Linked DNA regions of Mus musculus: region 2 is linked to region 1. A link is a loop called in an ENCODE intact Hi-C map of the cell type or tissue named here. Cell type or tissue: left cerebral cortex. All regions are shown on one strand. Links, peaks and the distances in the headings refer to the core of each region. The heading gives the core; the rest is flanking DNA.

Region 1 (15,873 bases), core at 3,605-11,604:
AAGGGCTCACCTGCCTCTACTTCCTGTCTCACCCTAGGAATGCTAGAGTTATAGATGCGTTCTACCACAACCAGCTTTTTATGTGGGTTTGGGGAATTTGAGCTCAGGTCCTTACATTGATGTGGCAACCCTTTCCCCACCCGGCTCCCTCCCACCCGATATTGATTTTACAGTTCCTGTGTAGTAGTGATGACATCTTGTTTCATGCATCCGATATTGTGAACTATAAAACTAACACTGTAGAAGGCCTCCTACCACCAGCAGTCAACTCAAGCATGCCATCAGAAGGATTAAGTCATTAGGATGTCTCACAAGTCCTCTGTCCCCAATTGTCAGGTATACCCAGAATATGTCACCAGCTCCGGTCAGCACATGAACAGAAAATGCATTCATCTCTTACGTAGACGTTAGCAGTAGCTTCCTCACACTTCTGCTTTGCCCACCCCTTCCCACAGTTTGGCTTTGATGTAGCAACCAATGGACCTGCTGAATCTTCTCAGCATGCCTCCTCCACACAAAATCTCAAGCTTAGACATCCCTCGCTGAGCCTCGAGCAGATCTCTGCCTGTTGCTAGGGCTGCCATACCACCAGCCTCAGGATTCCAGGCTCAAGCGATTGGCTCCCTCCAAGCCCTTTCTTCTACCCTCTAAATAAGGTGGGGAACAAAGGGCTGCCTACAGTAATGCTTCTGTGCATCTAAGAATATCCAATTTTCATTTGACCTAGTAAGAGCCTAGATCCTTAAATGGAAGCACAACCTTCATTGTTGACTGGGGAGGGGGGCGTAAGGTAAGAACTGGATTTTTTTTTTTTTAAAGGGAATAAGGGTGTGAATCTTGTTCCATTATGGACTGGTATTTCTTGGCTATGGGGCAGAGGTAAGTTAACTACTAAAAAAACCTTATTTTCATGGGAAAGGAATAAAGGATATGAGTTCATTCTCAGAAAAAGCAAGGGTAAAAAGTTGCTAAAGCGACACGTGGTCTGTGCTACGGTGCAAGTTAATAATTCTTTTTTGTACCCTGACCTCTGATTGCAATTCACTTGTCAAAGACATGTGGGTTTAGTAATAATTCTTTGACATTTTATATTTGTAACTATTCAAAAGAACATTTAGCTCCACAATTTGAGCTTTCCTTTTGTTTCTTCTGTTTATTAGCCTCCTACTTGTGCCTCAGTTCTTCGGGAAGTCTTTTGGCTCCTTAAAGTTTCCTTCTGTTGCGCGTGGGACCATTGGATGCTTCAGTGGGTTTGTTCCTTAAGGAAACCAAAGCAGTCAGGCGTGTTTGCAGTTTCCCAGGCACAGCCAAGGCCTCATCTCCTAAAGGCGAAAGCAGGCCATGTTTTGGCTTCCCTTCTGCTCCTTCTAACAGAAAACAGGGCAGGAGTGAGATTGTCTTCCTTCAGTTTCTCTAGAACTATGTCCAAAAGTAGATGAGGCCTGGCTAAAATCAATACTAACACTGGCATGCTTTCAACTGCTTTATTATTATTATTATTATTATTATTATTATTATTATTATTATTATTATTATTTTGGTTTTTCGAGACAGGGTTTCTCTGCATAGCCCTGGCTGTCCTGGAACTCACTCTGTAGACCAGGTTGGCCTCGAACTCAGAAATCCGCCTGCCTCTGCCTCCCGAGTGCTGGGATTAAAGGCATGTGCCACCACCGCCTGGCTTTTTTTTTTTTTTTTTTTTTTTTTTTTTTAAATCAGCAAGCAGAAGAGTGATGTCAGCCAAGTGTTTCCAGTGACAAGAGGAGGAATGTTTGAGGTATCAGGACAAAGTAAAACAACTGAGGAATGTGTTTATGTTGTTGAAACAATCCCAGCAGTCAGGAAGCTGAGGTCAGGAGTTCCTGCCAGTTCAAAACCAAACTTAATGAACAAAAGAAAGGAGAGAGGGAATAACAGGAGATAAAGGGGTGGGGGTGAGGCCTAAGGTTTATTTATATTGAGAAGGAAGGGAAGTTGACCAGAAAATGAGGAAGTGCATTGAAAGTTCACTGTCTAGGGTAGAAGTCGGAGAGATTTCATAGAAATTTCATCTTTATCTTTCTCAAAGGAGGGTTAGATAGAAAAGGAGAATTAAAACTGTGTAGCTTTAAATTTCCATTCCTTTATTCACTACGCGCATACTCTATGCTATTACCTATAGTGAACACGTAGGGTAAGAAGATGAGAGAAACGCCCCCAAGTCTAAAGATGTTCACAGCACACAGGGGAGACATAGCTCTAACCTGCTTGACTAAGACTCTTAAGGAGGTCAGGAGGCACAAGCAGAGAGCTTTCTGTTTTCTACACTTGTCGTTTTTTCTTTTTTCTTTCTTTCTTTTTTTTTTTTTGTTTTTGTTTTTTGTTTTTTGTTTTTCGAGACAGGGTTTCTCTGTGTAGCCCTGGCTGTCCTGGAACTCACTCTGTAGACCAGGCTGGCCTGGAACTCAGAAATCCGCCTGCCTCTGCCTCCTGAGTGCTGGGATTAAAGGTGTGCGCCACCACTGCCAGGCTTGTCGTTTTTTTTCAAGCTGTAGCTCCTTTAGCTGTCAGCCCCTTAGTCATGAAAATTTTTATTCCAGGTACTTAATTTTAGTCCTCATATAAACTTCAGTTTTAGTTCAAAAACTCCCCATCTGGTCAGACTAGATCTGTGTTTCATCTCTTTGCAAATGCTCCATTGAGATCCTGTTTATGAAACAAAACACCTGTGCCCAGACTCCCCCACAAGCACATCCAGGAATGTTGAAGTCAGTGCATAAGAATAATCCTCTCTTGGCTCTGGACGTGGCTCAATGGGTCAATTGAATTGACTTGCTACATTAAGGCTGATGACATAAATCTGCTACCCAGGTTCCACATAAAAGCAGGAGATAAGTGTCACCACAAAGTTGTCCTTGGACCTTCACTTGTGTAAAATGGCACGTGCTCTCCCCATCGTGAACGCACACATGAATGAATAAAATGGGAAATAAGTCGGAGGGACTGGCAAGATGTTTCTGCAGATACGGCACATGTCACCACACATGATGAATGAAATAACCTGAGATCAATGCCGGGGCCCCACCTGGTAGGAAGAACTGACTCCCACAAGTTATTTTTCTGCCTTCCAAAGGCACACTGTACCATCTCACCTACACACATGTGCATATACATACACCTACATAAATGTGATTTTAAATATAAAAGGTAGAGATAGAGGAAGACACCGGATACCAACCTCTAGCCTCTGTACCATACACACATGCATATAATGCACATAGAATAACAAACCCTTTGCCTTCTCCTTGCCTTACAACATGCTTTTCAGAACATACATATTGGAGTGACAGAGGGCCTGAGTCTGATTTCATGTTCACATTCATGCTGACTAGAGACAAGTGTCTCAGCATCTCTGAAAAGTGGACGCAGGGATTAACAGTGTGGTTTGAAACAATATGAACAGTTTTTCACGTGCAAGAAAGGTTTGCTTAGACATAGAAAATGTCTCTGCACATACGCTCTATCTCTGCCTCTGGTTGTGTAGTGGCGACCAACACACCCTTAGTTGTGGTTTGACGGTCCTTTTATACAGCCATGTGTAAGCCTTTAAAAAATGTTCAGGTTGGTAAGGTCCTTCCACACTAATCCTGAAGGGGAGAAGAACACAATTCCCACGGATACATCTGTACTCAAAATTGGAAGCCTCGGGGCAGAACCATTCTCTTTATTTTGTAATGAATCATCTAAGTCCATTTTCCAGATAGATAGCCAGGCTTGTTTAATGAGTAGAACCATCATTGTCCCAGGACTAGACAGGATGAAACAAAGTTCAGCCAGCTAGATTCAAAGTGTCTGATAAGGGCAGCAACTTCCTTGGAAACATCTTGTAGAAATTATGGTGTATGAGAACCCTGAGTGGCACTTGGTCATTTTCCACTTCCGCTTTTGTCTGTCTGATAAAATAGTGCAATTTAAGCATCTGTTTATAACATACATTCTCAGTTTAGACCATCTAAAATCTTAATCACACACAGAATGTCTGAAAATGACCTAGAGGGACATGCTCACTTGGACCTGCATTCCAGAAAATACAGACTACAGTCACAAAGTCTTTTGAAATGCTTTACATTTTCTTCCAAAGAAAGGAACCACTGATTGAGAAAGTGAAAGGTGGCTGAGGAACAGTGAACTCAAAGGTTCACAGTGACTCCAGGTATATAGTGACTGCTGAGCTAGCCTGGGCTACAACGTGAGCCCCTGTCTCAAAACAAAATCCTTGTGCTGATTCTCATTAAGCTTTTATAAGCATATATTAATAATGTATAAAGGGTTTTTTGTGAGATTTTATATGCAGTGTATTGTGATCATATTTGCACACCTGTTCCTCTCTTGTCCTCTGCCCACCCCTGCCAATCCCTGTCATTTTCCCAGTGAGCTTTTCCATTCTGCTTTGATGTGCGTGTGCCTGTCTCTGTGAGTGCCATCTCATGAGTTTCATTAGGGTTGTTTACAGGTGAATGGGTGAAATTTTGCTTTCAAATGTCTCTCCCTTCCCCCATCAACCATTGTGTAGAAACTCTCAGGGGAGGGCAGGACCCCAGGAGCCCCTTCTCTTTCCCCAGACACAGTGTTGATGTGCCCAGTCTCCTGAGAGTAATCACAGCAAGTGTGAGTTCAAGAAGGCACCAACGATGTCATACTGGAAGTCCGTGTTTTCCACTACTTCCCTGCACTTCCTCTGGTTTTTACTTTTCATCCGCCCCTTTTTTCCAGAATGTTCCCTGGCCTTTGGAAGAAGTGATACAAATGTTTCAGTTTATGGCTAGGCATTCAACAGTCATTTATTCTCAGTTTTATTGATCAGTTAGGCGTTTCTGCAGTTACCATTGACCATTGCAAAAGAAAACAAACAAACAAACAAACAGCTGCTCTGTTCAAAGCTGACAGTAGCACTACTCTATGGGCACACACTTTAGAAGGCAATTTAACCAGAATAACCTATCCGTTTGTTGGGGTTCAGGAATTTGCCACACACACCATCGCAGTTAAGCAAGAATAGTTTATTGAACACACACCATAACACTGGATGCCTAGGTCCACAAGAAGGAAAAACCTAATTGTGGCACCAGTCTGCTCTCATAGTAGACTTTCTATAGGAAAAACAAACAAACAAACAAAAAAACAGGTACAGGCCGGGCATGGTGGCGCACGCCTTTAATCCCAGCACTTGGGAGGCAGAGGCAGGTGGATTTCTGAGTTCGAGGAAAGTCTGGTCTACAGAGCGCGTTCCAGGACAGCCAGGGCTGCACAGAGAAACCCTGTCTCGAAACAAACAAACAAACAAACAAACAAAACAAAACAAAACAAAACCCAAAAAACAAGGTACAGAAGTTTAAAGGGCAAGGAAGGCTCACGAGGCAAAGTATATCAGCTGATGGGTCCTGAGTAAGGTAAGGAAAGTGTCGGGATGCATGGTGAACAGGGGAATTTCAGGACATCGAGATAACAGAGCATGAGTGTTATAACTTTTTAGCTTATTAGAAGCATTCTTCACTGTCAGCCACAAAAACCACAGTGAGCTCATATGTAGGTGCAGGAAGGGCTGTCCGGTGGTCAGCTCTAACTCAAGCCGTTTTACACAGAACAGTTCGTGTTGACCTTTGATTTGATGGAATTTCTTAAGATTAGCAAACCTCATACATAACATTCAGAACATACAGGACAAAACCATGGTTATGTGGTCAGCATGTTCTTGAGCCAAGTCACTTCTTGGTCAGTGAGTGGCAGGCATGTTAGAGTAGTAATATAACTGGCAAGCATGGAACAAAATGGCTACAGTTATGGGGGAAGGGGTGTCAGACCATAATATATTTATCCAAATAGCTGCAATAGCCTTTTACTAGAGACCACAACCTTGTTAGCCATGGGCTTTTGACCTGCTTAACCTTACCAGAGGTGGATTCCCTCCTGTGAAGGGAGCCTCAAGTCCACTCAAAGTGGTGGGTTTCCTCCCCATTTACTGATTTGCACTCATTTTCTTTATTTTTTTATTAGATATTTTCTTTATATACATTTCAAATGATATCCCGAAAGTTCCCTATACCTTCCCTCGGCCCTGTGCACTCATTTTCCATTTAAAATTTTATTTTACAGTACTTTCACTAAGCGATTTAAATTAATCTTTAAAACAACTGGACATGCATCCCATTCTATTTATCTGGCCAGACAGGTATTGACTTAGCCCCTGGAATATAGTAGTATACGTATACTGCACAGGATCCAGTGTCCATATAGCTATTCTCTATTCCGGGGGGACAATAATTTCAGTAGTGGTATTTTGAAGAAAAGTGTACAGGGTAACTATTTAAAAATGAGAACCACGTTAATTATAATTAGGGTGGTGAAAGAAGGCTTAAGCTAAGAACTGAATGAACCTGACATGGTAATGGTTAAAACAGGCGAATGTGTTCAGGTTTCTTTCTCTCTGGGACCAGGCTGTTTGAAAAACTGCTCCATCTTCGCGTACACATAGTACCGCGACTTCAAATTTTATGCACGCCTCTAATTTTGTTATACTACGACCGAGAAGCGGAGGTTGAGTGATCAGCAAGGTGACCACGGTGTTGGACAGAGCGGTGCCGAGGGTTCAAAAGGAAAGGGGACAGAGGCTTAAACCCTGCCTTCTCCTCCTGCTTCCCACGCCCCGGCGGCGCTTCGTAAGACTGTCTCCCGGGACACGACACGGACTCACAAATGCCCAGCACAGTCGGCAGCGCACACCGTCCTGGCCCGGTGCTGGCCAGAAGCACCGCCCACCCCGCCCCCGCTGGCATATTCCGTCACTTCCGCTGTCGCGCCACACCCCCATGACTTCCGGGTCGCCGAGGCCGCCGGCCGCGGCGCACACATCCGTGCTCGCCGGGGTCCGGTCTATGGAGTCAGTTGGCGCGGCAGGCGGCTCGGAGGCAGGAGGTGGTGTCCGAGTGGGGGCCTCTGCCCCGCCAGGATGTTTCCGGGCTTGGCCGCCGCCGCCGCGGCGCACAGGTGCAGCTGGGCGGCGCTGTGCAGGCTCGGTGGCGGCCGGGCAGCGACCCGCGGCCGCAGCCAGGGTGAGTGACGGACCGGTGGAGGCCGCGCCTGGCCTCGGCAGTTGGCCCGCCCGCTTGCCCTTCTCCAACCCAGACAGAGCCTGCCGGTCTCGCAAGGTCCTCACAGGTGTCCCCGCGAGCCGCGGCTACCGGGGAGCGGCCAACCCGCGTAGGGACACCCTGAGGCGGACCTCCAGACCCGGAGGTCTTAGGGCACATCGCGGTGACCCAGGGTGACCCAAACAGGCCGTGGGAAATGGCGGATTCCACCAGCTTGGAGGGTCCCCTTGGGCCGCCGCCGCAGTTCTGTTGCTGCTTAGGTTGAGTGAGGTACTCCTGCGCTACACTTTTTCTTAGTGCCATCCCGTTTTCTTAAATCTCCCTAAATCAAAGTGGATGTCACATACGGATCTTAAGGTGAGGGCTTCTCACAGTTATCGAATGGGCATAGTCTGGGGGACAGGAAACCCACCGAAGTTTGCGGTTATATCGAACAATCCTTTTGGTGACAAAAGTGTCTCCTGAAACTGTACATAAATAACCCTGGGCGCAGGGTGGGATTGAGAGTTTTCATCTTCGTCAGCATTGCTTTCTCAGTCAGATTCAAGTTATTGGAGAGTTTCTAAAGTAGCATCAAACGTGTAAGTCCTGTTTCTGTTCACCTCCCTTGTTCCCGTAGCTTGACACGGAGGACTGCTAGCAGAGCCCAGGAGAGGACAGGACCAAATCCACCGCTAACCCGAGCCCCTCAGGTTCTTGGGATTTGCAAAGAGTGGTTACAGAAACGTTTCTCAAACATTCACAGTCACCCTTCAAAAACTTGGATCGGAAGGCAAAAGCTGCAGCCATTCAGGTTTTTTGATAAAAGCGGTCACACACTCCTGTGCTGGGCAGATAAAGTAGAATATATTCATACCGTATTAAAAGCTGGTTTCTAAGGTTGCAAAAGAATTGATTGCAATACACTGTTTTAGTTTGTTGTTAATGACAGAATACTGTAGCTAGTTTTCCCATGGTGGCGGTATGCCACTTATGAACAGAATGGGCCCTCTGTTTAAAACTCCAAATAAACTTCAACATATTACACAGAAATATATATACATATAGTGGCTGTTAAATGTTGTCCAAAGTGCCCCTTCAGTGTTGGTGAGGTGAGTTGCAGTAGTGTAATTTGTAATTCTTATTCTGGGTAGCTGTCACTGGGCCTAAAATGCTGGGCTCTTTGTCCCATTCTCTGTAGCTCAGATAGTAATTAGTCTCTTCATTTAGGACTACTTTGCAGAGTTCTTTTAGGATGTTTATTACTACAAAAAATTTAGTGTTTTTAACACTTAACACCTTTTTAAATTTGAAACATCACCTTGGTGGAAGTTTTGTTACGGTATTTGAAAGAGCAATCAAAACTATGGTTAAATTTAAAAATCATTTGGAGAAAGTGTGCTATTTAAGTTGGATGCATATTACAAGAAAAACTATTTGAAGCTTTTTGTCTTGTTTTTGTTTGTTTGTTTATGTTTTGGGGGAGAGGGAGTTGGGGATCCAAAGCCAGATGATTTTCTTTGAGAAGAAATAAAGTTTAGTTTCTTCTTCTAGAATGCTTACCTGTCTAATGAAGTCTTCTCAGGGATAAACAGAGGCGGCCAGGTATGGCAGTCCATGCCTTTAGTTCTAGCAGAGGCAGGAGGATTTCTGAGTTTGAGGCCATCCTGATCCACAGAATGAGTCCCAAGACAGCCAGAGCCACACAGAAAAACTTCATCTCAAAAAACCAAAATGACACTAAAGAGTAAACAGGAGGAACCCATTGACTGATACAAATACATAAAAATGAGAAACCTCTGTGAAGTCAAAGAAGAAAGACAGTATTCAAGAGCCTGGCCACAGCATGTAGTTTTGCACTGTGTGGTAGACTTATTTTTAAAAGTAAAAATAGTATACTTTAGCTAGTATATATTCTGGCATATAATTTTTAAAAAAATGTTAAGGTGTCTCCCATTTTGTGTTGTCTTCAGAATGCAGTGTGTATTTCACACAGCCCATCACAGTCTGGACTAAGCATACTCAATATGGCGGTAGGATAGCATATCCAACAATGCAGCAATGGGCAGAGGAGATGGTTGAATGTTGATGAATAACATGCAGAGAGCATGGTCTACAGACATTAAAATGTTTGTTTTTAAACATATATATTTAAAGGATTTCACTGCTGTCTATCTTGCATTGGCTAAGTTTACTCCTTTTTTTGTCGAAACATTTATTTGTTTGTGTGTGCACGCACATGTATGTTCCAGAATGTGTGTGCACAGAAGCCAACAGAGGGCGTGAATCACATGGGGCTATAATTATTGGCATATGCAGTACTTAGCTGCTAAGCCATATCTTTATCCTCTTAAGGTTTTCTACTGATGATATGATATTTTTTATGGGAGATGTAGGAACTCTCTTGTACTGATTGGCAGCAGAATTGAACACTGATTTATGAGGTAGTTATTCTCTGTGTAAAAGGAACCTTAAGAAGTTTGTGCCCTGTGACCTGACAATTGTAATGAAAATAATTTACAATAAATAAATACATACTGAAATGTGTATCTCAGTTCATTACTAATACATTGGAAGTTTATTTGTAGTTATAGTATTTGTATTATGTTAGATGCTTTTATTGATTTTATCTCCCTTCTCATCTTTTTGAGACAGGGTTTTAACATTTAACCTAGGCTGACCTCCATTTTGTGATCCTCCTGTCTCTATCTCTAAGTCTTGGAATTGCAGCTATTTTTACTTTTTCTTAGCAAATATTGAAGTAACTAAGCAAGACAGTAGAGCTATAATCCAAGTTGTAGCACAGGGAGTTGTCAGTGTGTGCTTTTGTTGCCTTTAAAAAAAAATAAAGTGAGAGATGGCCTTCTTTATGCTGTGTACTAAAACCATATAGGTCACATTCTCCTGGGCTGGGCCTCTCTATCTTGCTTACACCTCTGCTGGCTAGATGAGTAGGCAGGCTTTCCTGCAGCATTGGCTGGCAGAAGGGATGCCAGTAAACTGGGGCTCCTGAGTGTTCATATTGGCAGACTGTCACAATCTGATGGTGCTGTTAATAAGATCGCTCCTAAAATCAGTTCATGGTTTTAACATTTTTATATGTATGAATGTTTTGCCTGCATGTAGACCTGTGCATCACATGTGTGCAGTGCTCATGGAAGCCAGAAGAGAGTATGGGGTCCTCTGGAATTGGAGTTGCAGAAGATCGTTAGCTGCCTTGTGGGTGCGAGGAATTGAACCCAGGTCTCTGGAAGTCTCTTAACCACTGGGCCATCTCTTCAGTCCCCATTAAGATCTTTTTTTTCCTTTTAAGATTTATTTTATTTATATGAGTGCACTGTACCTGTCTTCAGACACACCAGAAGAGAGCATTGGATCCATTACAGGAGGTTGTGAGCCACCATGTGGTTGCTGGGATTTGAGTTCAGGACCCCTGGAAGAGCAGTCAGTGCTCTTAACTGCTGAGCCATCTCTCTAGCCTTCCATTAAGATTTTAATGAATTCTAGATAGCTTATTGGTAGTTATGTTTTTAGTTTCTATATGGTATACTTTCTGTGTTTTTTTGAGACAGGGTCTCTGCAGAGCCTTCGCTGTCCTGGAACTCACTAAGTAAATCAGACTGGCCTTGAACTCATAGATCTGCCTGCCTCTGCCTCCTGAATGCTGGGATTAAAAGCGTGCACCACCACACCTAGCCTATTGTACACATTTTTTTAAATATAGAAAATCAATTTTAAAATTACATATAATTCTGGTAGCTTATCAAGTATATTTTTTAGTGATTGAAACCATACTGAGTTAGACTCCCTTTTTCATGTAACTGTAACATGTAACTAGGAACTAGGAATTGTTCCTCATCTGGCAAGCAAAGGGTTTTTTTGTTTGTGTGTTTTGTTTTGTTATTCTCTCACATATTGTATCCCAACCACAGTTACCCATTCCTTTCCTTTCCTTCTCCTAGTCTCCACACCCAGACTTCCCCTCTCCCTCAGATCCACCTATCTTATGCCTCCCCTCAGAAAATAATAGGCCTCTCATGGACATCAACCAAACAGGACATAACAAGCTACAATAGGACCAGGCACATAGCATCACATCAAGACTGGACGAGGCAAGCCAGTAGAAGGGAAAGGGTCCCATGAGCAGCCCGAAGAGTCAGGGACAGCCTCCACTGCACTGTTCAGATTCCCACGTGAACACCAAGCTACTCAGATGCAGATAACATAGATGCAGAGGACCTAGGTCAGACCCTACTGGCTCCCTGCACTCTGTGAGTCCCCATGAGTCCCAGTTAGTTGATTCTGTGGAGCAGCCAGTATTAGCATTCTTAATCACAAAGCCATCCCTCCAGCTATTCAATTATTCAGTTTTTAATATGTCAGTGCTCTCAAATTTGGAGGGAAGAAACTACTGAAATACTTTTTTAGGTAAGGAGACTGATATGTAGACAGCAGGTTACAACCTTGGCTCAAGTCACAAAATTAGCCAGAAACTATCCCAGACCACAAGATGTCCTTTTTTGTTTATTTTAATGCAGATGAAACATACATAATAGACTGAATTGTCAGTTTGCAGGAAAGACAATAGATTGTTTATTGTTATATTTAGTTTCAAATGAAAGCCATATTTTCTCTGAAAGCTGAAGTCAATAAGTAGTAGATGACAAACTAGATTGGCAAGAGGGCAAGCAGTAAACAGTAGCAGTGGCTGTCAGGAGTCACAGAAGCAAAGTAAAAGCAGAGACTTGTGACTAGGCCCCTGATTGTCATGGCTAAACTGGTAACGTGCCAGAAGCTGCAACTTAGATGAAGCAGCCCTGATGATGCAGCCACGAGCAAGCCCTGTTCAGGCTGGTAGAGCAGTGAGTGCCAGACAAAAGACTAATGTTCCAGATGTAGCTGATTTTAGATGTCACCTTGAAGAAAGGGTGTTAAGATTAGGAAATAAGCTTTCCTACATTTCTGCCAGCTGGAGTTAATGAATTCAGCAATCCACCCTGCAAGTGATTGATTGTTTTCCATTGCTGGGTTAGAATTCTATTGGCTTCATTGAGTCCCATGTGGGCCCATGTAGTTTCTAGCCTATAAGCAGTTTTCAGTTGTGTATTAATGCTGAAGGTATGCTGAAAGCTGCTGATACCTAAAATACCATTAACATTCAAGACTAAGGGATGTTTCCAGACAGCTAGCAAGGGTAAAGTATTAGAAGGATTTGAAGAGACCTCTACTGGCCAGAAATAAGGCCATTTGAGCATTACTCAACTCAATGACTGGAATGGATTGAAATATACAGCAAATCGTACTGAAATCTGCACTTGTAATGATATCTGTAAACTAAAACCATGGCACCTCTGCAGTGTGCCAGGCGACACACTTACCATTTTGAGAGTTGGTGCATAAGAAGGAAGAGTTAAGGCCTGAGGCTAGACTTACACTGGATTCCTGAGTAACCTCAGAGCGGGATTTTCTGTGCAAAGGCATTCTGACTGAGTGAAGAAATAACCATATTAGAAGGCTACAGTTTTAAAGCTGCTCAGAGAGTAAAGGAGTGTAGCATTGAATAGCAGTAGACATTGTCATAAATAAAGGAAAAATTAGATACTAGATGAGTTTGGTCATGACCAAATCTGGGACCGAGAGCTCTGCTGCTGAGGTGTGATCCCAGTCCAGAATAAGCAGCCCTCAAAGAGACTTCATCTCTACTTCCAAGATTTTTCCTCATCAACTGAGTTCAGAAAAAGCCTTTACACCCACTGGCATGTGGGATACATAGGGTAGGTTAGACACTGCTATGGGAATTCAAGCAGTAAAGTTCAGACTGGAAAACTACCAGGGCAGAAATTCAGATGAACAGCTTAGCTTATTAATATTTAAAGCATTGAAATTTAAATATATTGTATAGCTTTAAAAATGGCTGGAAGAGATCTCAAGCACAGTATGTGGGCCTTGTTTGGGTCTGTCCACAAAGAAATGAAAAATTGTTTGTGACAAGTAGTTAAAGACTTTTTCTTTCTTTAGAAAGTTATTACTACTGTTGTTATTACTGTGTGGCTGTGTCTGGTGTGTGTGGAGGTATCAGAGTGTGCATGCCATGGCATTCGTGTGGAGGTTAGGGGACCACAGTCTCGAGTTGGTTCTTAGTGCTTTTCTCCATTGAGCCATCTCGTGTGCTTGGGTCCCTCCCTCCCTCCCTCCCTCCCTCTGGTCATGTCTTCCTCTCTCGGTGCTAAGGTTTACTGTTCAGATTTAGGGATGGGAGGAATGCTAAAATTTGAGGTTACAAACATTTGGCCCCAAATACACATTTTTGGATGTTTTTGAGGAAACAATACCTCTGTAGGCAATTTTGAGTTTGCCAGTATTGCTGAAAATTTTGTTTTGATTCTTAGTCAGCAGGAAAAGCAAACAAGGTCCCAGGTTTCAGGGCTTTTCATGAGCCCTTAATTTATCATCATTATCATCGTCAATTATTTTTAGTACAAGGTTTCACTGTGCAGCCTTGGCTGGCCTAGAATTTGTTATGTAGACCAGGCTGGCCTCACACTCACAGAGCTCCACCTGCCTCTGCTGGGAGTGCTGGGATTAATGTGTGTGCCACTGTCCCCTGCTCTCTGTGCCCTAATTTCCCTTTGTCTTGTCTTGTCTTTTCTTTTTTTTTTTTCTTTTTTAAAGATTTACTTATGTATGTGAGTACACTGTGGCTGTCTTCAGACACACCAGAAGAGGGCATCAGATCCCATTACAGATGGTTGTGAGACACCATGTGGTTGCTGGAAATTGAACTCAGGATCTGTAAAAGAACAGTCAGTGCTCTTAACCTCTGAGCCATCTCTCTAGCCCTCCCTTTATATGTTCTTCGTCTTCCTATTTTGCCTCAAGAATAGCAGTGGCTACAGTGAAGAAGACAGGTTTGGTATGTCACATGTTTTGTGTGCAGGAATTCTCTACTGTTATTTTTCTCACTTAGCTTTTAGGAATAGATGCACATAACCAAGGCCACATCGGACGCTCAGCAATTTGCCAGATAGACTAAAAAATACATTGACAGCAGGAAGTTCCCCAAATAAATGGTCAGCCTGAGCTTGACTGAGTTTTTCTGTCTCCTTGAACTCCTCATGCTTCCCAGTTACCTGCAGTGCTCACAGAGACTTATTCCTGCCAGGGTCTCTGAGCTTTTCTCTATTTTACAAACCCTCTTCCTGTAGGTGACATACATCAGTTAGTGTTTTGGAGATTCAGTTTTCAGCAGTTGGACATCGTACCCCTCTGCCCCAATGGTGCTGAGGATGGTCCTGTCACCAAGCTGTGTCCCCTAACCAAGTGTCAGCCCTGCAGTGCTCATTCACTCTTGAAAAACGGAATTGTCTCTAATGACATGGTTGGTTTCATATAAAACCTGAGGAAGTATAGATTCTGTCTCAATAGTTCTTGAGTCCTTTGAGAAACTGGAAACCTGAGTACACAGTAATACATAAAAAGTCAGGAGGAGAAGTTTATCTTTCTGTCACTTGAGCACAACTGTGGAGTCTCGTTTCCTTCTGTGTTGGTCCAAAAAACCACTGTCAACCAGTATGCAACAGCTAAGGTGCTTTGTGTCTCCCATCCTCTCAATTAAAGGTTCCATAGAGGGCTGGAGAAATGGCTCAGAGGTTAAGAGCACTGGCTGTTCTTCCAGTGATCCTGAGTTCAATTCCCAGCAACCCCACCAGTAATGGGCAGCTCACAACCATCTGTAATGGGATCTGATGCCCTCTTCTGGTGTGTCTGAAGACAGCGACATGTGCTAATATACATTAAATAAATAATAAATAACTAAAAATAATTTTAAAAGGAAATGTAAAAAAATCAGACAACAGGGATGGCTACTAATAGGATTTCCTTTTTTGTTTGTTTGTTTAAAGACATCTTTTTTAGAAGACTTATTTATATGTATTTTGTGTATGTGCACACTTTGTCTGCATGTATATCTGCACTCCAGAAGAGGGCACCAGGTGAGAGCCTTCATGCTTTCATGTTGGTGCTGGGAATTGAACTTAGGACCTTCAGAAGAGCAGTGAGTGCTCTTAACTACTGAGCCATCTCACCAGTTCCAGGTTCATTTATTGATTGTTACATGACAGGACCTAATCTCCAGCTTGTGAGAAGACATGGGATAATTTTAAGTAGGAAGCCCTTTTGGTTGTCTCATACCCAGATTCTGCTATTCTAAAAATACGTTATAGCAGCTTTTTTTTTTTAAATGCGACCAGCATAAAAAATAAGAGAGTATCTGTTATGTACTATATACTATCTTTTGAAATAACTGAATATGAATGTTTGGTTGAGTTCATACATATTTTTGAAGTTTGTATATCAATATAAATATAGGGGAGAAATTGAAATATTAGATTCCTATATTACTAAGGAAATTCAAGCATGTGATTGGTTAAATGTTTAAAGTTAAAGTGACTTTTTTCTCTTAGGATGGAAGAATGTAATGACATTTGAAAGCTTTACATATGTGGTTCCCGACATTCACCCACATTTATCTATTATAAATCAAGTCAAGTTGTACTCTACGAATGTCCAGAAAGGAGGGCAGGGCTCACAGACTCCAAAAGCTGACAAAGTCCCATCACTTACACAAACAGGTATGTATAAACTTGCTGAATGTTTTTAAATTTTTCTTGTACATTGGGGAAATGTAAAGTTATTTACTTCTTTAATAATATGCCTGTAAAACCGTCTGGGCTGGAATGAGTGTATGTGTGTGTGTGTGGGGGGGGGG
Region 2 (15,873 bases), core at 2,625-10,624, 110 kb after region 1:
CAGGAGAAGGCCAGGCCAAGAAAGTGGGAGTGGGTGGGTAGGGGAGCAGGGTGGGGAGAAGGTATAGGGGACTTTCGGGATAGCATTTGAAATGTAAATGAAGAAAATATCTAATAAAAATTTTAAAAAATACTTGTTAATAGGCAGCTGAGATTTGTCAGTGATTTCTTCTGAGAGGTGCGACAGAGAGGGTATGGTTTGCAATTGTTGGCAGGTCAGGTTAACATGGGATCTTTATATCTATCCTCACGAGCATGTTTGATTACAGCTTGACTGTGAGCTCGATTGGCGTCCCTCCCCTGACGTCCTCTCCACTGAGGAACTGCCCCAGGCACTGCTTCATATTCCTGGTCCCAGTAGCTCATTCACTCACTCAGAAGCTTCTTTAAAAGATTTACTTACGTATTTTATGTATATGACTGCTGTATTTGCATGTATGCTTGCATGACAGAAGAAGGCATAATCAGATCCCATTACAGGTAGTTGTGAGCCACCATGTGGTTGCTAACTCAGGACCTTTGGAAGAGCAGCCAGTGTTCTTAACCACTGAGCCACCTCTCTAGCCCATGCAGCTTCTTAAGCTGTTTTCACCTCTTATCAAAACATCAAAAAAAAAAAAAAAAAAAAGGACAAACTTCCAAATGTCTATCGTGATGATCTGATACAAAAGGAAAATTGCCAATGTGGGCTCCTTAGTGTGAGCTGTCTCCCATCTGAAAGAACCTCGGACCACCTACAGCTTCTGGCTGTCCACACTTCACCAGCAATACATAAATAACGCTGGTGGAAAGCCCTCCCCAACCTCTTTAGGGTTAGATCTAACACCTTCCCTTCCCCTAGGACCATCCAAGCCAAGCACTTTTCCTTGTGGGCTACCGGGCTCACCCTCTTTAATTCACTTCCGCTCCAGGTATAAAGGCTTTTCAGGGAAGAAAATGAAGCCCCCGTGCTCCTGGCAGTACCTTCAGGAGAACCTGAAGACACTTAGTCAACTGATCTCAACCTTCCTTCTTCCATCTGCTGACTGCGGATGTTGCTTTCTCCTTTGTGCCTATCCGTCCTGGGTGTCCTGCCACAAACTGACTGTCAGATGGAGCAGACTCTACAAAACAGCCCCAGGTCTTCCTATGGGAATGCACTGTCTCTAGGACAAGTGCAGAGCTACTGCCTGAAAACACACAGGTAACCAGCCTCTCACTAACTGTACTTTTCTTCAGGTGGGTGTCTAAGGGCATATTCTTCCTGAAAATACTGTCACCAAGAGTCAAGAATGGAGTCTTGAATGAGTCTCTCATTTGTTGTTCATCCAGAGACTAGGAAGAAGGCAAGATGGCAGTACTTCCCCTTCTCTTTGGTCAAGTTTCCATCTTCAGGTGACACGTTCAATCTCTTTCCTGAGATAGCGATCACATTCGACGACAGGTAACCACCAATCAGCTTGGGTGTCCTGTCCCCCCCCCCCCTACTCCTTTTTATCTGTGCATAATTCATAGCCTGATTCTTCATGTGTATTGCTGGGCTTCCACAGACATGGTGAGAGGGACTCACACAGCCCACGAAAGCCTCATGCTTGGTATGTAGTTGAAGATGCCCTAGAATGCCTTATCCTCCTGCTCTGTCTCAGTGTTGGGACTGATGTGTGCCACCAAGCCCAGCTCTCCATTCATAAAGAATGCAATTTGAGTTCTGTGTAAATGGCAATTAGTTCAAGGTTCATAGAGAGTTGCTCCTAAGGCCGGGGTAGCCACAGTAACTCTAGTGATCATTAGACCACTGACTTTCAGCCAGTGTCATTCGATATCTGATCATCAAGAGTGCTTAAGAAATTGTATCATTTTTCACCTTTCTGGATGTCCAGACAGTGACTAGTGGAAGGCCACCAATGAGTTATCCCTGACACCAGCATCTGGCCTGACTGAACCCCAAATTTATGATATGCCAAGAACACTGCCACATATTGAGGACCAGGAATAAGTCACGTTCTGACATTTGTGTCACCTCTTCCCACACCCAGGATGAGGCTCAGGAGGAAGGCTCCCAGTGGCTATTAAGCCAGCAGGAGCCTGATGTTCTAAACCTATGGGACAGCAGCACCTGGCCTGGCTGAGCCATAAGCATACCCATGGGGACACACTGAGAGTGGCTGGCATTGGCCTCTGCAGCCACTCATGACACTATTTTCTGTCCCCTGAGAAACAGCAAGGCAAGACAAACGCTTAGAGGTAAACTTAAGAATGAGTGGAGCCTAGCTGCAGGCCGGCAGAGGTGCAAACTCAGCACATTAGCTGAGACCACCTTTCCCTGACTGGGGGAGACAAGGAACAGTGTGGTTCCACACAGCCTCCTGGGTTCTCCCAGGATGTTTCCTGTAGGCACGACAGCCTGCTTGGAAGAGCATCCCGACTCCCCTGACCCCATATTTACTTCTTGTCTCTTCTTCCAAGACCAACACGCTGAGCCAGACTCCACAATGTTCTGAGCCAAATTTCGGCTCCATTTGGAAAAGACCTTTAACGAAAGATGGGAAACAGCTTAATTTTTAATTTGGCAACTTGTATGTGTGTGTGTGTGTGTGTGTGTGTGTGTGTGTGTGTGTGTGTGTGTATGTGTGTGTGTGTGTGTGTGTTTGAGACAGGTTTCAATTAACTCAAGCTGGCCTCACACTTCTGTAGCAGAGGATGACCTTGGACTCCTGTTCCTCTTGGCTCCGCCTTCCAAGTTCTGGTACTACAGATATGGGCCACCTCACCTGGCTCTGTTGGGCAAATCATAATAGCCATTTCTGGTTTTCTGTCCTATGTGTCCCAACAAACAGAGACTTTCTTCTATTATTTCTAGATGAGCTACCATTTATATGGTACACTGGCACACACCCACACACCCCAGGCTTAAACAGAAGATATCACTTCTATTTATATATTTTATCAGTCTTAAAACTCCAGAAATTCTTATGCTTTGAATGTATGAATATAGCTATTTGAGTGCAGATAGTGGGGCTGTGGCCCTGACTTTATCATCTTTGGGGGGGGGGGGGTGTCACATGATTAAAACAGCTCAGAGATCTTGTTCTAGCTAACAATTCTGCTGTCAATGTAAGTCCCTCATACACAGGAACAAACTCAAAGATACAAGTCAAATTAATACTTTTCTTTTTTTTTTCAAAAATTTTAAATGATTTTTACTTCATGTGCATTGGTGTTGCCTGCATCTATATCTGTATAAGGGTGTTGGAGCCCCTGGAACTGGAGTTATACAGAGTTGTGAGCTGCCATGCCATGTGGATGCTGGGACTGAACCTAGGCCCTCTGGAGGAGCAGCCAGGGCTCTTGACTGCTGATGCATCTCTCCAGCACCCATGCACTTTTGTTAATAGCAGAGGAAAAACCACTCATAACAAAAACTCAGGTCATGGCCGGGCGTGGTGGCCCACGCCTTTAATCCCAGCACTCACTCGGGAGGCAGAGGCAGGCGGATTTCTAAGTTCGAGGCCAGCCTGGTCTACAAAGTGAGTTCCAGGACAGCCAGGGCTATACAGAGAAACCCTGTCTCGAAACAAAAAATTAACAAACAAACAGACAAACAAACTCAGGTCTTGTCCTAAGAAAACTCCAACTCTAATCCTGTGAAAATGGAGGATGTTTGAGAGGACTGCCTCAGACCAGGGCCACAAACAATTTAGGGCCAGCTAAATTAACAGTTTATCTTTGATCTCCTAGTTTGCAATGTCTAAATTAACTCTACACGGAGGGGCTTACATGCTGAATCAATTCCATGCTGAAACTTAGCAAAGGAGGCCAAGGAGAGGCGTGGACAGAATAGATCATGTTCTTTTGCTCAGCGCTGAATCCTGCTAATGCAAAGATGGATTTGTTCGCATTTGTACCTGGGGACACAGATGCCATATTTAAATACAGGCCACTTGTAAAGGGCTCTCAGCCTCGTAACAGTAAATGCACATCAATGTAAGGCATCACACATAGGAATTACTTACACACCAATAGAGACATCCTGCATGAGGACTGTGGCCTTCAGGGCTTAACCCAAGAACAGGAAGCTAACACAGACAAGTTAGCTCTTGCCCTGGAATTCCTGCCTGGACCGGGCAAGCCAAGGACATCTTACACGTTTTACGCTTTTTCAAGTTTTCAACATCCTGGCTCCACCGCCATCACTAAAGCCAAACCCACGTACGCACAGAGGTACGGATTGGAGTTGCCGCTGTCTTCATACAGTGTGAACACATACCTGGGATGCTCTCTAATTTTCTTCTGAGCTCTTCATTTTCTTGTTGCAACGAGATAACCTCCTGCTCCAGCTCCTGGCATCGAGGGCAGTAGCCTTCTTCTTCCTCTTCCTCTTCCTCCTCCGGCAGCGTAGAGGAGGATGGGTGACCGTGAGACTCAGATGTTGCCGGAGAGGTCCAGCCACCTAAGGTGTGCACCGGGGAGGCTGAGAGAGGGTCCACATCAGCCAGGTGGCCATACTCACTGGCTGATGAGGTGTTTGGAGTCGGGAAGCTCCCCGAGAGCAGATAATTTTGGAGAGAGTCAGTGAACACTCTCAAAAAGGCAGAAGTTTGTTGCTTTCTTTGCATATATTGCATTTCTATGTCTATGTTGTCAGAGGTCTGACTCTGGACCCCTTTCACAATGTGACACTGGTCCTGTCTTTCATTATAACTAGAGCCTTCCTGCTTGACGCAAGAAATCATGGATTGAGAGTGGTTGGAGTCCAGAAGTTTTCCTCCACAGTTTAAGAGACTAAGAACACGACTGCACTGTTGGGCAAAGGCATCCAGGATCATCCGGCTCTCTGGAATGGAAGAAGAGAGATATCAGTGACCAACAGCCAGGCGTGGAAGGAGCAAGGGCCTCCATTTTCAACTTAACCTCATAACACAAAAGGCGCAGTGAAGCCACCCGAGAAATGACGCATAGCTCCCTGCTGTTCTGTGACCAGTGGGGGCCCCAGCCCCTTATTCTGAGAGAAGCCTGGGACCCAGATGAAGATATCCCTCTCTGGTCTGCACAGGTCTGAACTTACACCCTTGGCTTCATTAATATCCTCACTCTAATGAATCGAGCCAGCCACTGCAGACTCAATTCCTCATTGATAGGAGGCCTTACTGCAATCATTACTGCTATTTCTGGAGTGCCCTCTTGCCCTTGCTATTCATCAGCTGATACAATCCCTGCCACAACCACGCAGCTCCCAGATGCAAACTGGAGCAGAGAGATAAGTCCTTGGGAAGAGCTCACTAGAAATCCAAGGTAACACCGAGGGCTCTATAGACAAAGGATGAGCATGAAACGAAACTGTCACCAACACCTGGGCTCAACAGCCTTCCTACTCTGGAATGCTCGCTGAGGTCAGGGTTTAGAGAGACGCAGCAGCGCTGTCTGAAAATGGCTTGTTTCTCTTCTCAGAGCCATTTGCACTGGACTGTCAAGTCTCCTAAAAGGGGAAAAGGCATGGGTGGGGACCACAAAGCCCACATACCTGAACTCTACACAAACTGTCAAGCAGTGGAAAGTAAAAAACAAAGAGAAACCAATCAACTTGCTACAAAGACAAAGAAAAAAACTCTCTCCCACAAAGCAGGATGTTTGATTGATCACACCATGAACCCTGTGACTGTGTTATTTACTGGAAAAAAAAAACCTGTTTCTAGTTGTGGTGTGTCTCAGCCTTAGCATGCACTTTTAATCCCTCTGGCTGGAATACAGACACACCCTTAGTACACATCTTTAATGAATGTAAGTCCATAGAAGGAAGCAGCCGTGTTTGAAAAGTGATGTCTAATTGGCAGACAAAGTGACAAATCAGAGAAAGGTTTGGCAGACTAGCATCTGCCCAACTCTCAAAAGAGCACAGAGAGAAAAAGAGAAGAGGAGGCAGTTTTCCTGGGCTGGTTGTATGGAGACAGGCTGCACAGAGAGAACAAGCTAGACACAGGAGAAGACAGAACGAGCAAGGGAATGAGAAGGAGCCAGATTAGAACACATGGTTAGAGCTGGTTGGGACCAACCAGAGCAATTCAGGAGAAGGCCAGAGATGCCATATGGAGTTAGCGTTGAGCCAGAACAGCAGAGGTGAACCAGCTAACTAGAGATGAGAAAGAACAAGAAAAGGTGAGCTTATTCAGCAGCAAGTCTCAGAGGCTGGAAACATTCTAGGCTCAGATTAGATTGTACAGAACCTAGAAACTTCCAGGACTAGATCTAGGTAGCAGACTGAAGCAGTTAGCCTCAGAGACGAGTATCTTACACTTCCAAATTCTGAAAGCATTACTTAGTGTAGTCCAAAGTCATCTTAAATATGAGCACAAGTGGTTGCCTCTCCTCCCGCTCACCACCATGTAGAAACAGCTCTCACTAGTACAGAGTGACACTTTTCAGGGCGTGTTCAGCAGGAGGAAGTTGCCTTACATTTCTTCTTCCCTTTACGAGATTAATGGTAACACTGGAGAACTCAGGTGCCAGAAACAATTGATGACAAAACTGTAGCTAGCTCCTGGCTTTCTCTGAAAACACTGGCTAGATACTTATGTTTTGTTTGGTCTGGGAAAGAAAAAAAGGATTCTTTTAAGTAAAACACGGTGAGATGAGGTCTTCTTTGGGGTAGAGATGACAGATGTAGTAAAAAATCCCCTAGAAAACTCAGCGTGTGTGATGAACAAAACCACAAGCCTAGCAGTCTGTGCTATCCATGAGCTGTGCTACAGAAGTACCGCCCCAGCTACACAGGAGACCAAACAGGAGGATCATTTAAACACAGGAGTTGGGGACCAGCTTGGGCAGCACAGTGAGGCCCCTTCTCAGAAAACATGGTGGGGGGGGGGTAGGGAGGAGGGGCAATAACACAAGGCAGAGACAGACACTGAACTTCTGTCTGAAACTCAGTGTCTACCATGGTTTGTTTCTTAGTGCATTTTAATGAAGTAGGTACTAGTGAAGTAGGTATTGGGGGAAGATCCAAGTGTCCTGGTTCAATTACTTAATTGAAAGACATAAAGAAATTCTAGCAGTGCCCCCAGTATGCAGAAGTATCTATTCCCCCAAGTCTGTACAATGCTACCATTCTGGGGAATTCTGAGCCCAAACTCTTCTCTGTCTAGGAGAGGACTATAGACTACACTGGGGTGGGAGAATCAGGTGATTACAGGGTCTCAAATATTACCCACTGAGGGATGGGGAGACAGAGCAATTGGTAAAGTGGCTGTCACACACACAAACTTGGATCCAGGCTCCATCTCCAGCACCCATAAGAGATGGATGTAGGTCCATGTTTGTAATCCCATCCCTGGGAGACAGAAGGGTTACTCTGGGGCTCTCGGGCTGCCAGGCAGCCAGCCAGCCAGGCAGCCAGCCTAGCCTAATCGGTTAGACCCTGTCTAAAAACAAGGTAAAGGCTGGAGAGGTGACTTCTAGGTGAAGAGCCTGATGTACAAGCACAGGGATCTACGTTCCATTCCAAGCACCTATAGAAAATAACAGGGGGCCGGGGGCCAACAAATGACCATAATACCAGCCTTGGGGAGGCAGAGACAGGAAGCCACTTGGCACTTGCTGGCTAGCCAGTATAGCTAACCAGCCAGCTCCAGGTCTACTGAGGGACCCCATCTCAAGAAAATGGGGTGACTGTGTAAGAACTGCTTGACTCAAAAGGCCCCATGCCTTAGCTATTGGCAGTTGATAGCGCATGGAGCATGCCTTTTTGGTGGGGTGCCCATGCTCAGAGTGCACTGCCACACCCCCACGTATATACGCATGGTGCTAAATGGGACCTCGTGGGTTGTTAGAAAAGAAGACATCAAGTTGGGAGATGCTCCTGTGGGTCAGGAGGCAGGGAGGAGCTAGCAGGGAGAAATGAGGGATACATGTGATCATATTTGTTGTTTCTATTATTATTATTATTATTCCTATGAATTCTCAAACATAAAGAACAGGATGGGCAATTGAGGAAGTCACCCAACGTTGACCTCTGGCCTCCACTCCCCCGGTCATCCCCCAACCCCCACAACACAGAACCTTTTGTTTTCATAGCGTTTTCAGGTTTAGTCAAGGCAGGGGGTGAAAACAAGACCACCTCTGAGAGGCTAAAGTTCTGGGGAATGCTTTTTTCTTGGTACATTTCCTGACTTTCTCTTCTTAAAAAAAAATCTGTGTGCTGAGGGATGTGCACCACATGTTCTGTAAATGTCAGGCTAACCTCAGGGGTCAGCACCTTCTATCGTTTCGGAACACTGTCATCACTGCATATCCCAGCCTTGCCTATCAACACCCAGAAAGTCTGTTTCCTTCTCCTACCTTGCTATACAGGGGTGCTGGGGTTTCATGCTTGTGCTACAGCGTTTAGCTCTACACACTTGCAAGGCAAGCAGTTTACCCACTGAACCCTCTCTCCAGACTACACCCTGATCTGGGGAGCAATACCACCCTAGTCTTCCTTAGATTATCTCGTGACAAGGTCAAGACCTAGGAATCTTTCCACAGACCTCTCTGAAGGCCTAGGCTGGTCCCCTCTCACTTGGAATATCTAGCCAAATAAATACACCATGGGGCCAGAGCTCAGGAGTGTGGACCATCTCAGTGAAGATACACCAGGGTTGGCAGAGAACATGATGGCTCAGCACAAACCCCTGAACTCAAGCCTGATCACTGATGAAGGTGATCACTGATGAAGGTGATCACTGATGAAGGTGATCACTGATGAGGGTGATCACTGATGAGGGTGATCACTGATGAAGGTGATCACTGATGAGGGTGATCACTGATGAAGGTGATCACTGATGAAGGTGATCACTGATGAAGGTGATCACTGATGAAGGTGATCACTGATGAAGGTGATCACTGATGAAGGTGATCACTGATGAAGGTGATCACTGATGAAGGTGATCACTGATGAAGGTGATCACTGATGAAGGTGATCACTGATGAAGGCCCAGAGTCCTATAGATCCTTGGGAGCCATTTCTTTACTGAACGGCACAAGTGGAGAGGTGTCTCACTCTTGCTATTTTACTTCCTTGGTTTTGTTCTTTTATTAGTAAAATCAAAGGACGGTATTGATCGGGGATGTTCACCTCTACCACAAGAGCGGTTTTCATTCTGTTTAATCCTATAATCCCACACAAGACCTTACGTTGTATTTACTGTTTGCATTTTAATCATCGAGGCTCCAATTGATTTACACCCCATACCCCCCCCTACCATAACCTTGACAAAAAGGGAGGAATACAAAAGGAAAGGCTAAGACAGAACCTTCTAGAAAGAGCTGCTCAAGTACATTTGTTCAGGGTCCTACAATACACTGAGCAGTTTTAACCATATTGATGAATCACATTATAGCATGGATTTTTAAGGGGGAAAAAAATCTGACTTAGGGACAAGCGTGATTTGTTTTCTTAATTGAAGGATAAACTCATAACATGCTGAGAAAAAAATCATTATGTAATATACTACATTATGAAGATAATCTATTAAAGTGCACTCAGAAAAATCAGAGAATGGCGGGGGGATCACAGAACAGTTGTTTTTGCCTGCAGAGCTACACAGGCAGATTTTTAAATGATTCTGAATTTGCTCTCAGAACCAATCTATAGGAAAATGGCGATTGTAAACAGTTAAGGTCGAATTTTCCCTGTTTTCAAAACCTTGACCTATCTGGACAGTATATCTTAACATCAACATACAGAAGAGTGTAATAAAAATATTAGCATTGCACTTAGAGGGAGGGGGGCCTCTTAACTCGTATGCTCCACAACCAGCAACACTTCAACTTCTGGACAGCCCTACTGTCAGAAACCCACGTGCTGTGCAGTCCCTTACCACTAAGAAACGGACAAAAGTTCTGTCCCTGGGAATGCAACCCGATGGCTGCTGGCCCTGGAGTCTTCACTGAGTTTTCATTTTTTTTTTAACTGTTTTTTTTTTTTTTTAAATCTCTCGTCATAGAGCGTCTCACATTCAGGAAACATAAAGTCAACCATCTACAAACAGACTTTTAAAGGCTGCCTATCCCTAACGTCTCACAATGTTAATAAATCCCAATTCCAACGCCCTCTGGATGACCACTTAGCATGCTTTACAGCTCGGCCTACTGGGAGATAAGAGCAGGCTGTGAACTGTGCCCACCCTGACTCTAAAGGCCTAAACTCACGGTGATGATTATTTTTTTTAATTAAGATTTCCATTTCTTGAGATCTTTCTGCACTTGTGGTTTTAATCCATCCTCAAGCTGTGCCCGGGAGGAGGATGGGAGGCAGGCTATCGCACACACTGCCTCTTCTCGTCTCTAACGGCCTTCTTTGTAGGGAAAGCTGTGCACAGACTGTGCCCATCACGGCCGATCCCTCAGAGAATTCCGCCTCTGCGAGGGAGATCACAGCACTGAAGATTAGTGGTAACCTTTTGATTTTAGCTCAGCCAAGGGTAAAATACATTAATATTAAAAATGTAGAAGCAGGAAAAATTTTTTTAGTGACCTATTCTGTAGCCACATCTATCAAAGGACTTCCAACTAGTTCAAAATAGAGGGTTCCCTTAAAATGTAACCTCTTTTTAGGAGGACTTTACGGCATGGTACAGGAGACATAAGTTAGAAAATTAGATTGTCTTGGAAAACATGACCAGCATCTTAAATCAATGAAGGATGCCTTAAAAAAGACCAATTTTTTTTTCCATAATGGCAAACATCAACACAGCAAAACAGAATGCAATTTTTCTAAATAAATAAATCAATGATGTGTCAAAAATTAACAGATGAGTTAATATTCTCGGAGCCACCAAAAGCAGGTGGTGCTTCCTAATATGCATCCTGCTCAGTCAATCCCTGAATATTTTCTGGACCATCGGTATATAAAATAGGATGCTGCTATTTGTGATGGCAAACAAAAGCAATCATGCCTGCCAAGCACATAGTATAACAGGCAGCATTTCAGCTCTGCTAGACAGAAAGTAATTAGAATGCTTTTAATGTCCAAAAGAATGATGCTGATAGGCTGCCACAGATGTGTAGATTTATGAATATTTATATGGTGGTTTATGGCTGACACTTTTATCAGTTGAAGAAGATAAAATATCTGCCTGACTCAAAAGCTTGACAGTCAGGTTAATAAAATCTCATTAAAGAGAATGACCTATGCAATTATATAGGATTTATTGTAATTCATTTTTGATTGTACTCTGCTTAAAGATGCAATTTCCCATTTCCTGATGCCAAATTTAGGCTGCGTATCAAGATCTACGTGGGTTTTAACTCTAAGCCTCCCACAGAGGAAAAATATGCTTTTTAAACCATGGTGTATTACCCCTTTTAAGGAAAATTATACTCTTCATGAGACTTTATAAGAATGTTGAAAAAAATCTATTTTTAATCACATATTTCTTCTCCCAATGGCTTGTAGCATTTAATGGCAAATAAGACTCACTCCAACCCTTTCATCTTTTCAGCATATTTACCCTGGACAGTCAGTCATCTCCTCTACGCAGAGCTCATTTACCACAATGCTGTTTGACTATTTCCAGCTGACAAGGTGGCCTGAACACTCAGCACAATTACTCTGCTGAGAGAGAAGGCAACAGGCAGAGCCCCACCTGCCCCACCCCCAGGCGGTTAAAAGGCCCAGTCGAGCAGAGAAGCTCATTGGCTCAAAGTGGCACCATTAGTTCCTCAAAGAACCAATCAGCTCTTCAGGTGGCTGTCCCTCTGATGGCTACTCACATGGCTGTGCCTGTTGAGAGATGGTCTGCTCATTAGTGATTAATATTACCTTAGTTCTGTGGCTTCCCCCTCTACATCCAGAACATTCTCCAGGACACAGGGAAGAAACCTACTGTCCAGTTCCCATCTTTCCAACAAACACCACTAGGTGGGCATCCAGAGCCCCATACACACACAAGAAAAGCCCCAACCAGAACAGCCTTGAGAAAACTGGTAATAAGTTTGAAGGCAAAAAAAAAAAAAAAAAAAAAAAGAAGAAGAAGGAGCCGTCCTATCCTTAGATTCAGCAACAATGGCTTCTAACTTGTGACAGAGACAAACCAAAATAGGAAATTGGGAAAAAATACCCAGGGGAGGAGAAAACAGACCCCCAAAAATTCCAAATGAAGGAAAGACGGCAGAGTAACTTCCAGAACAAGAGCAGCCATGGGAAGAATGGTGAGAAACTGAGGCTGAGAGAAATAACCCGGTGAGTGTCAGGGAAGAGCAACCTCCGGATGCAAATAGTAAGGAGGGGTAGGACCATAGTATTCTGGAGAAAGTCAAAGACTGAACCGCAATAGCTTGAAGGAAGTGCTTTATCAAGGGCTGAACCAAGAAGGTAAAGGGTTGGTCCCCAAAGAGTTGGCTGGAACCAACATTATACAAGAGTGCAAAATATGGGAAAAGGGAAAAGGACTCACACTACTGGAAAGCAACATACAAAAGCAAAAAAAAAAAAAAACCAAAAAAAAACAAAAAACAAAAAAAAAAACACAAAACGCCAAGCAGGGGTAACAGACACAGCCAAGAAGTAGCAGGGGAGCCCCCAAAACAAGTTCCAAGCAAGACCCTGTTTCAAAACCAAAAGCCAACGGAACATGAAAGCAGAGAAGAGCCCAACAATGAATATAAAAACACAACACAATGGGATATGAGGGCAAAGGCAACAGAGGAAAAAAAACATCCCAGAAATAGTAAGGAAGCCCACGTAAGAACTCCAATTCAGAATCGCTAACATCTCCAAATCATTGGGGAGACGACAGAAACAAGGCTTCACTATAACCTGTAATTAGATTTTCTTTCTCCAAACCAATCCTTCACATGTCAAAATATTGACAAACAGCAGAGCTCTTAGCATAGGCATCTATAACTCCTTCAGAGACAATGCCCATCTATTGTCACTAGGAAGAAAAAAAAAATCCAACACAAAGTCTTAGATTCGCTGACAATCTGAATCTAGGAGGCTCTTAAGTGCCCTGAAAGGCCTGAGCAGGTTCTGATGAGCCCATAAACGTGGCTGTGTGTCCTTCCCTCAGGAGCTGAGACTGGGTGCAGGCCTTGCTCAGTGCTCGCTCACATTCCCTAGAGGAGATAAAATCTCGACCTCTGGGTAGGTGATCCCATGGAGACTCATTGACATAGAAACCAGGGTCTCAAGGACAGGGTGGGTGGGGATTTTAACTCTGCTCTGTGGATGCTCCTGTGCAGCGACCCCTTGCCCACGCCAAAAAATCTTCACTCCCCACCCCACAACCCAGAGCAGCAGAACCGCGGATAAAGCTAGGGGGACTGTGCGCCATGGACACCGGAGCGCACAGAGAACAAGAAACCCAGAGACCCCAGGAGGAGCCCAAGTGGTCCAGGTCTGCCCTACTGGGGCCGGGATCTTCAAAGGTCAGCTCCCCCCACTCCCCCAGGCAAAGAACCTCCGAGAAGGACAAGTAGACCTCGGGCGGGCGGGCAGGCGGGAAAGGGAAGTGTGGCGTGGGGGAAAAAGTGAAGTGGCCGGGAATAAAATGGGCGTCTCCTCGGAGTGGCCTCAGCCCGCTGTCCCGGGGCCTGTCCCCTCCCCAGCTCCCCGCCCAGGGCCTGCTCTCTTCACAGGCTCTCCCGCTGCCCTCCCGGGTGCTCGCCAGGAGCCCGCACCCCACAGCCACCTGTTAAGGCGCGCGCGCCGTCGGAAGCTCGGGTCACCGCGGCGCCCCGGAATCTTCCAGAAGTTACTACTGCCCGAGCGTAGCACGCTCCCGAGGCCCACGGGGACCACGGGGACAGCGCGCACAGCCTCTCCGGACCCCCCGATTCCCACGCCCTCCCCCCCTCCACGCCACCTTCGGAGCTCCGCAAAGTTGCGGCCCGGGAGTCTGTACCTGCACTGAGCTCCAGGCTGGCGCCGTCGCTACCCGCGCCGCTGCTGCAAGCGCCGGTCGCCGGGCCAGGGCCGTACCTGACGACGGCGGCGAAGGACGACGACGACGAGGCGGCGGGGGCCGCGAGCGGCGGAGGCGGCGGCGGCGGTGGCGCCGGAGTCCTGGGATGGCCCGGGGGCGCGGCGGGTGTGCAGGACGGCGACGACGACGAGGCGGCGGCGGCGGCGGGGGCCCGGCCTGACCCGGCCGGGTAGGACGGCTGCGTCGGGAACGGCGGCGGCTCGCTGCTGCTGATGGGCACGGCGGCGAGCGAGGCGAAGGGCGGCGGCGGCGGCGGCGGCGGCAGCGGGGACGGCCGCGCGGGCGACAGCTCGAGCAGAGAGGGTCTGTCGTAGCGCTTGGCCAGCGCCGGCCGCCGGCTGGGGAACGTCTTGAGGACGCTGTAGGGGCCGCGCTGCTTGTAGATGCGGGGCGCGCTGGGCCCCTCCTCCGCCGCCTGCATCTCGGGCTCCATGCCGAGTCTGAGGCCCTGCCCGCCCCGCGCGCGGCTCCGGAGGTGGCTCGGCCGCCCGGCCGCCTGCTCTACCCCGGCGCGCGCCGGCGGGAAGGCGTGTGTCTGCGCCGTGGCCGCCGCCGCCGCCGCTGCCTGTCGCCGAGCCTGGCATCTCCGAGCCCCCGCGCGGGGGGCTGCCGCCCAGCGCTGATTGACAGCCCGCCTCGCCAATGCCTGGAGGGAGAAAGGAGGTAAGGAGCAAGTGTTTAGGGTAATATCTGCTAATGATGATGGGGGCGGGGCGGGGCCTGGGCCCGGGCGGCCCGCGCGATCGGCGCTTCGGACAGGGTCGTGGGGGGAGGTGGGGAGGGGGAGCCCGTGGCCCGAGGGGACCCGGTGGGGGAACGGAACCTGGAGGGCGTCCCGGTGGGGACAGGTGGAAGAGGTGGCGTCCCGGCTCTCTCGGCTGTGGACGTGAGGCGGCAGCGGTTGTCCGCAGGGTCCGAGCTTTGGAAAGGAGTTCCCGGCGCCCTCCTGCGTGACCTCCCAACTCTCGGAGTGCACGAAGGGGGTGGTACCTAGAAGTTAGGGCGGGGTCGCCAGAGTGCAAGGGTGGGACAGCAAGTTCTTCTAGAAGGAAGCTACACCTCCCTCCCCCCGCCCCCCTCCCGAAAAAGAACATCTCGAAGGACTTGGCACAGGCCGCTGGGAGGTTTGTCCTGCCTTAGGGTCTTGCTGTCCCAGGTCTGGCGGCCGAACCAGAAAGCACTCAGGGCCTAGTGCTTCCATACTGTTTCGCTTGTTCTCCATAGGGAGCTGGGCGAGAGAGCACAGAGGCGCCATCATTTCTTTCCATTCTACAGATTTGAAAACTGAGGCTCTGAAAGACCAGATTTGAAAACTGAGGCTCTGAAAGACTAAAGGGAAATATGCAAATTCACGCAGAGGAGTTTGTGAGTGAATTGCACGGTTACATATAGGTCTTCAGAATGTAAAATAGCTGGTAGACAGTGCAATTCAAGGGAACAAAATGATCCCACGGTTCCCTTTGGGATGGTGACTGCTTTGAACATTATTATATTATCTATGCATATACGTTGCAAGACCAAAGTGGCCTGGGATCACCCTTTCCTTGCGTTGCTCATACTACCCGGCACCACCGGGCTAAGGATTCAGTGATGAAGATCTCAGTAATTTGCCGAAGCTGCCCCGTAAGGTTCTTCAAACACAAGGAAGGGTTCCGGCCTCTGCCAGTCACTCCTTCCTGTCTCAAAGGGAGCATCCTCTAGTTAGGCCTACCCCAATCCCTGCATCCCCTCTTCCCAAGCTTGGGTTTCAACCTCGTTCATCATTATCCAGGTCCTTGATGAATGAAGCTCATCTCTCCAATCTGGAGTTGCTTTTTTATTCAGAGCTATCCTTCAGTCTTGGGAAAGTGACCCATTTTCTCCTGGGGGCCAGGACTTTGGCCTCTCATTTTCCAGATCTCTCCCATTGGAAGAGTTCCTCTCCCTTGCTGTTTCCA

The links. A loop is a pair of places that touch in the nucleus more often than their neighbours do. Peaks named below come from ENCODE experiments on the same cell type or tissue, not always from the same donor. Only the 100,000 strongest peaks of a DNase experiment are listed, where the experiment ranks them.
Region 2: a loop joins it to region 1, with 4 times the contacts of the local background. A loop is called at or near these places in 2 of 42 quality-filtered maps.

Annotation. Positions count from the first base shown.
Region 1 is chr5:67,300,110-67,315,982 of GRCm38, forward strand. Slc30a9 (solute carrier family 30 (zinc transporter), member 9) reads left to right here and starts at 6,846. Exons shown (of 18, transcript NM_178651.4): 1 at 6,846-7,088; 2 at 15,569-15,736. The coding sequence starts at 6,986. RefSeq lists a cis regulatory region at 6,494-7,217. In left cerebral cortex, for the core only: a CTCF peak has its summit at 7,017; DNase peaks (open chromatin) are centred at 6,812 and 10,090; H3K4me3 peaks cover 2,173 bases; H3K27ac peaks cover 1,185 bases.
Region 2 is chr5:67,413,211-67,429,083 of GRCm38, forward strand. Bend4 (BEN domain containing 4) reads right to left here and starts at 14,589. Exons shown (of 5, transcript NM_001164806.1): 1 at 13,856-14,589; 2 at 4,246-4,812. The coding sequence starts at 14,369. Gm33345 (a long non-coding RNA gene) reads left to right here. Exons shown (of 4, transcript XR_868469.3): 2 at 911-1,182; 3 at 1,311-1,422; 4 at 4,684-6,594. In left cerebral cortex, for the core only: no CTCF peak of the experiment used is centred there; a DNase peak (open chromatin) is centred at 5,879.